Regions from separate parts of the Mus musculus genome. Here region 2 is linked to region 1. A link is a contact called in ENCODE Hi-C or POLR2A ChIA-PET data. All regions are on one chromosome and are shown on one strand. Each heading gives the region's core, a stretch centred on a gene start or an enhancer-like site at or near the end of the contact. The rest is flanking DNA. Distances are from core to core; before and after follow the strand shown. Region 1 holds the start of Slc25a17 (solute carrier family 25 (mitochondrial carrier, peroxisomal membrane protein), member 17). Region 2 holds the start of Xpnpep3 (X-prolyl aminopeptidase 3, mitochondrial).

Region 1 (3,121 bases), core at 362-2,861:
AGCAGACACAGCAGTGTCAAGTTTGGAAAGTTTGAACAGTTCTGTGAAACGTGTGTACTGACTGGTTTTGTGTTCAACTTGACACAGCTGGAGTTATCACAGAGAAAGGAGCCTCCCTTGAGGAAATGCCCCCATGAGGTCCAGCTGTAAGGCATTTTCTCAATTAGTGATCAAGGGTGGGAGGGCCCCTTGTGGGTGGTGCCATCTCTGGGCTGGTAGTCCTGGGTTCTATAAGAAAGCAAGCTGAGCAAGCCAGTAAGAAACATCCCTCCATGACCTCTGCATCAGCTCCTGCTTCCTGACCTGCTTGAGTTCCAGTCCTGACTTCCTTTGGTGGTGAACAGCAATGTGGAAATGTAAACTGAATAAAACCCTTTTCTCCCCAACTTGCTTCTTGGTCATGATGTTTTGTGCAGGAATAGAAACCTTAAGACTATCACAGTGGAAGGGTAAAATACTGACTTTGCTTTTAGATTTACCTTTATGTGCATGAGTGCATTTATGTAAGCAGTCCTGGATTCTTTCAGAGGACAGAAAGCTGTGGCGTCTGTCCCGAGGGACATAGAGGGTTGTGTGATAGCAACTGAAGAGCAAGCGTTCTTAGCTGCTGAGCTATATCTATACAGCCCCAAATTGTCAGTTTAAACAAACTATGCTAGAGGTTTAACTACCGGGCCTCAGAGCCTTGATTCTATATCTCGCAGCGGGTGTTGGGATGGCTGAATGGAGAAACGAAGGTTGGAGATATTGACCCACCCCCTTATCTATGGCTATCAGCTTATCCTGGAGGGTTGCTTTTGTTTTGACGCTGTTTCTATAGTTCTGGCTAGCCAACTCCACTTCTCAGCATCCATGGTACTGGGATTACAGGCTACGTTTTAGGGTTTAGGTCTGTTTTGGCTTTTGTTTTGAGACGAGTCTCAGCCCAGGTTAATCTCAAATTCTCTCTGTAGCTGAGGGTGACTCTGTACTAAATTCTTTTAACAAAATTATTTAGTCGTGTGTGTGTGTGTGTGTGTGTGTGTGTATGTCTTAGTGTGCGCGGAAACCCGAGAAGGTCAGACCCCCTGGAACTATACTTGCTTGGGATACTGGGACCTAAACGAGGATCCTCTGCAAAAGCAGTACTTGTTCTTAACTGAGCCAACTCTTCAGTCCCCAGATCCTCTTTCCACTTCCTGAGTACTGTGTTTACTGGTGTTTATGGTTTGCTGGTAGTCATGCTAAGCAAGCACTAACAACTGAGCCTGCCAACATATATTTTGCAAGGAACTGGGGTGCAGGAGTCATTAAGGACTTTTATGTCCTCCCGTTTTATGGGCTTGACTAACCAATTTAGTGTGCAAGCACACTGACAGACTGAGGGGCTAGGAACCTTTGCAGGGGGTGCTCAGAACACAGATCCTTCCATAGCCACTGAGCATTGCTCCGCCCCTTGACCGATCCGGACCAATCGATGTTCAGGGGCGTTCCTGGGCATTTCACACTCGCCTCCCCGGCTGTTCTCCCCAGCGAACCAGGGCAGTCTGTGACCCGGAAGCAGTCGTTCTGGTGGAGGCGGGGGAGACTTCTGAGAGGTGGGGCTTGAGACGGTCCTTTCACGAACCCGCACACTCTGAGGCGCCTGAGTGAAAAGTGTGGCACCATGGCCTCTGTGCTGTCCTACGAAAGTCTGGTACACGCCGTGGCCGGAGCCGTGGTGAGGAGGGGTTTGGGGCTTCGAAGTAAATCTCGGGATGGGTCGGGGAGAAGGGCACGGGGGAGATGTGGGGACCGAATCTGTCACAACTGGAACGAAAAGGACGGGCATAAATGGAAAGTTGCTGCTACAAGAGGGAGGGCGAGGCCAGGAGCCACCCTCTGCCGCAGTCCCCTCTGGACTTTCCCAGAGACTGTCTGGACTATCAGTCACAAAGGTCCAGAGGGAATAGGGAAGAAGATAATTGCTATTTTCTTTGCCTTCTGAAGTTTAAAAGTTTAAGGCCAACCCTTCCCTTACCCAACTCTCACTGCACACAAACTTCGTCCAAATTGGTCCTGCGGAAAAACTAAGTGTGAAGATGGGGTGCTTGCTGTAAGTCTACTGCCAGCCTGGTGTCACACCTTATCCCAGGCAAGTGGCAATAGCTAATGGAACATTCCTAGTCAGCCTTATTGCCAGGAAAAGATAGGGTGTTTGTTTGTTTATTTTTTAAGTCAAGATCGGTGGTGTTATGTACTACCTGTATAGTTACTGTGAGTTAAGTGCTTTGTTCTTCGATTTAGAGGTATCTAAGTTCCTTCCATTTGACACTTCCCTTTTCCCTGAAACTTCACATTCTTGGCACAGGTAACATTCCTCCTCTGGTTCTTTTCCTCAGACTGTTTCCCATGTTCTTCCCTAACTCCCAGCATGTACCTTTAGCCATGTAGAGTCACCGTGGACCATTCCTATCCATTCAGACAGCTTATGTTCCGGTGAAGAGTAATCTGAGTTTTTTAATTCCAATTCTATCATATGTTTACCAGGTAATCTCAAATCTCACGTTTGTAATCTATGAAGAGGGAAGAAAATATTACACTTTTCTTCTAGACCTTGAGAAGTAGGTGAGGGAATATTACATGGTGTCTTATTCAAAAGAGTCGCGTTCCTTTAAATCAACCAGAAGTGCCTTTTGCTCGTTATGAAAGAACTGGGGTGGAAGTTTGTTGTGACATGTTTTCAGTTGGTCATAGGGACCTGTTTGACTGAAGTGGAAATGCAAATGGGGGGCCAAATGATTCATGACTTTGTGTAGGAAAGGGTCAGTGGTTGCACTTACTGATTGACATTTCAAACCCGATCCTCTCTGCTGCCCTGTGGAGAGTAGAATACGGAAGGCACATCTCTCTCAGGCAAGAGATGGCTGTGACCTATTGGTGGAAGGGGTAAGAGAGCATTTGCCTGGAATGGATTTATAAGAACCACCAGGATTTAATGATAGCTTGGGTGTAGCTTAGGGTTGCTTGTGTCTGACAAATTTTTGACTCAAGGAACATGAATGGTCTTCCTCCCAAGTGAACTGACAGTGGTTGTGAAGACTCAAGTTTGGGGGAAAAGTTAAACTTGGTTATAGTTTTGAAGTAGTTAAGGTTGAAGTCC
Region 2 (3,512 bases), core at 959-3,458, 39 kb before region 1:
TTTGTGCAGGAATACAAACCCTGACTAAGACACCTCCCTAGTGTTGGGCTTTAAAAGTGTTCACCACCATACCTGATTTCTTATGGTAGTTAGAGCAGCACCTGTCAACCTGTGGGTCACAACACCCCCCCCCCCCAGTGGGGGTTGAACAACCCTTTCACAGCAGGCCAGGATCTTTAAATCCTGTACACTGGCTATTTATATTACAATTCACAATAGTAACAAAATTACAGTTATGAAGTAGAAAAGAAAGTAATTTTATGGCTGGGGTCACCACAGCATGAGCTGTATTAAGGGGCTGCAGGTTAGGAAGGTTGAGAACCACTGCTCTAGAGGCTTTCTAAAGAAAGGCAACTACATGTAGTTGGCTAGGTAAGTTCTGAGAGGAGTGAATGATTAAACTACATTGTATGGAAGTCTCAATAAAAAAAAAAGTATATATTTTTTAAAGAAAGGAGTAACCAAAAACCACATATTTCAAGTCCTATTTATGAGACTCAAAACCTAAACTCCAAGGATAACAATAACTAAAATGTAAAAAAAATTAAAAAAAAATGCATTCCTCTCTTCTTTGCTGTGTTCTCTTATCAGCTGGATTGAGACTATAACCACTCAGCTGTAATGTCATTGGTGGCTTGTCTGCCTCCCCTTTGACTGTAAGCAACTGGGGTGAAGTAGAGATGCACCCTCAATAGCTAACTCAAAAAGTTCCTGGGTGAAACTGCACTTTCCGGCTCATGAAATGAGAAGTTGCAAAAGGATTCTACCGAGCAGAATTAAGACAAAGAATTGGTATAAAAGACTGGACACAATCACATAACAAACATCTGGCTTAACTGTGTTTCAGTCCCTCAGTCCCTCAGTGGTAAAGATTCAATGTCACTCCTTCATTGAAGCTAAAAAAACCGCAAACCATTTAGTGGTAATATAACAAGATGCTGAACTTACTTTTCCTCAGAAACAAACTATAATATATTTACTAGATTTTTTTAATGTGTTTTAGTCCTAAAGCTGGATCAAGTCAGGATTTACACGAAGCTACAAGAAAGTCAACGATCCGAAACAAAAAGCTGGTTCTAGTCTAGTCACAGTCTGTGGCCTGCCACATTTTCATTCATTTCCGTTAAAGGCACATCTTAACTACCAGGATTACAGAATAGGCTCCGTGCAATGGTGCAGTTTTAAATAGCGAATCCAAGTATCACATGCAAATATCAAGATCAATTTTAATGTCAAATACCCTATTTTCTGGTTCAGATTTTGCACACCTCGTCTGAAGTATAATCCAACATTAGGTCTCCTTACAAAGTAGGTGACTCACTCTCCAGTATAAAATTTTATGTTAGGTTAATTGCTCACCATATTGTACACGGAGGGTTCACATTCTCCGTGCTCTATCACCTTGACTGTTTATGTAAGACTTAGGCACGTCCCTCGCTTAGTTCTTTACAAACTGAATTGCACAAAGCATTTGTTTCTAGACGTGTTTCTTCTCTCTCTTTCTCTCTCTCTCTCTCTCTCTCTCTCTCTTTTCGAGACAGGGTTTCTCTGTATAGTCCTGGCTGTCCTGGAACTCACTCTGTATTTGGATCAGGCTGGCCTCGAACTCAGAAATCCGCCTGCCTCTGCCTCCCAAGTGCTGGGATTAAAGGCGTGCGCCACCACAGCCCGGCTCTATCTTTTGAGCTAGCTCTCCGATGAAACCTATGAAAAGGCGAAAGATTTACCCTGACCTAACACACACACACACGCTACTTGACATTAAACAATTTAGTCAAGTGTGATGATAAAAGCTACCAATTTAGAATTCGAGTAACTTTGAAGACAATCCCTTGGAGTTCCCTCCTCTTCAGTCACTCCAGCTTTCCCAGAATAACAGAACCTAAAGCCCACTCTTTCCCAGAGCAATCGATCAAAAGAAAAATCCGTGGGTGGTGAGGGGGGATCAGGTGCCGATTGGTGAAGAACCACGGATCATCAACTTGTAGCTCTTTGGGCTGCTTTAGGCTTTCTCCAAAGGAAGAACCTGAAGGGGACGCCGGCAGGAAAGACTCTAACCTGAGAGGCCGCGGAGCCTTGCTAGAACGGGAGCCAGCTTGGGGGTTGAGAGCAGAGACGGCATGGCCTGTAACCACTGGTCAGGAAAAGTACAAACTCTGGGGAAAGCCACTAGCACAGCCGCGTCGCCAGGAAACCAGTCAACTGCTCGGCCCCTTCCGGCAGGCGCGGCTCGCGGGCTTTCTTCCCGGGGCGGCGCAGAGCAGTGACGTCACTCGGCTAGGTTTTGGGCGCGCCGGCCCCACGGGCATTTATTTATTTTCCCCCCTCCTCCATGCGGCGTCTCGTTCTGCTTAATGCCCATCTTCACAGAAGAAATATCTTATTCCAAATGTCTCCCTATGTCCCGCTTGAAAGCGCACAGACACAAGGTCCTTCATCCATCCCGGGGAATTAGGTCAGAGGAAAGAATCCGAGTGAGACTGTTCGCCGATCGAAGCAGGCATTGTCACGGGCAGCTACACTTCTAGAAGGTTCTAGGCGGAGCACAGGTCCAGAGGTAGGAGTGGGAATGAGCGAGCGAAGGCCCGGGGTCACGAGGCCGTTGGGGGGGAGGAGCCAGCGGCCGGGGAGGTTCTAGTCTGTTCTGCCTCGCGGCAGCCGCCCCCTTCCACTTGGTCACGTTGAGCCGCTCCCGGGCCTGGCATCGTGCCTCCGCAGCCGCCCACCGCCTTCAGCTTCCAGCCTCCCACCATGGATCCCCGCAAAGTGAGCGAGCTTCGGGCCTTCGTGAAGATGTGTAGGCAGGACCCGAGCGTCCTGCACACCGAGGAAATGCGCTTCCTGAGGGAGTGGGTGGAGAGGTGAGAGCCCTGGGCCCCGTGGACCGTTGGGGACGGAAAGTTGGGGGTTGGGGAGTGGGCCCCGAGCTGGCGTAGGGAGGAGGGGAGCGGTTCTAGGCCCCTTCGTGGCTCTTAGTGGCTTCGAGAGGTTCTCGGAGGGATCTGGAGCGTTGGGCAACTTAGGGGTGGAAAAGCAGAGGTTAGAGTTGGTTCCCCCCCACCCCCCGCAGTTAAGTCTTTATGGGGGTGTGTTTGGGTTGTGAATATTTGAGCAGTGGAAATAATGCGCGAACGAAGACAAAGCTTTTACTAAGGGATTGTTTTTCTTGAACCTGGCGTCTTGTTTAAGTCGCATTGACCCATGTGTCGTTTAAAATATTAATAGTGGTAACTTATTTATTCTATAACTTCAGTTATCTGTACTTGGCCTTACAACGATTTTAATTGCATGGAATTTTGTTGGGAATTATTTATACCCACGTTAGTTGTAGCGCTGTCACTTCAGCTACTTTAGGAATTTTTTTTTTTCCTTCAAAGACCAGTGTGCTTGCAGGACTAACTGGAGAGTATTTCGCCTGCGTACTATGATTGTTGTGCCAGCTGCTGGGAAACAGTATTACTGGGGAATTGGTTTCTCCTTTTTGTTGTTTTAGTCTCGTTGATAAAAGATTT

The links. Hi-C counts contacts between places; a loop is a spot of excess contacts on that map. ChIA-PET counts read pairs that join two places held with the same protein, here RNA polymerase II (POLR2A).
Region 2: a map of heart shows a loop between it and region 1 (4-fold over the local background). The contact joins the promoter of Xpnpep3 here to the promoter of Slc25a17 in region 1. A Hi-C loop is called at or near these places in 8 of 37 maps with a recorded cell type or tissue (T-helper 2 cell, adrenal gland, gastrocnemius and 3 more). POLR2A ChIA-PET finds 5 or more read pairs at or near these places in 4 of 5 experiments (Patski and embryonic stem cell).

What each region holds. Positions count from the first base shown.
Region 1 is chr15:81,359,255-81,362,375 of GRCm38, reverse strand. Slc25a17 (solute carrier family 25 (mitochondrial carrier, peroxisomal membrane protein), member 17) reads left to right here and starts at 1,611. Exons shown (of 9, transcript NM_011399.3): 1 at 1,611-1,699. The coding sequence starts at 1,646.
Region 2 is chr15:81,398,834-81,402,345 of GRCm38, reverse strand. It overlaps Xpnpep3 (X-prolyl aminopeptidase 3, mitochondrial), which reads right to left and starts at 2,208. Exons shown (of 10, transcript NM_001347075.1): 1 at 2,059-2,208. The coding sequence starts at 2,122. St13 (suppression of tumorigenicity 13) reads left to right here and starts at 2,652. Exons shown (of 12, transcript NM_133726.2): 1 at 2,652-2,861. The coding sequence starts at 2,752.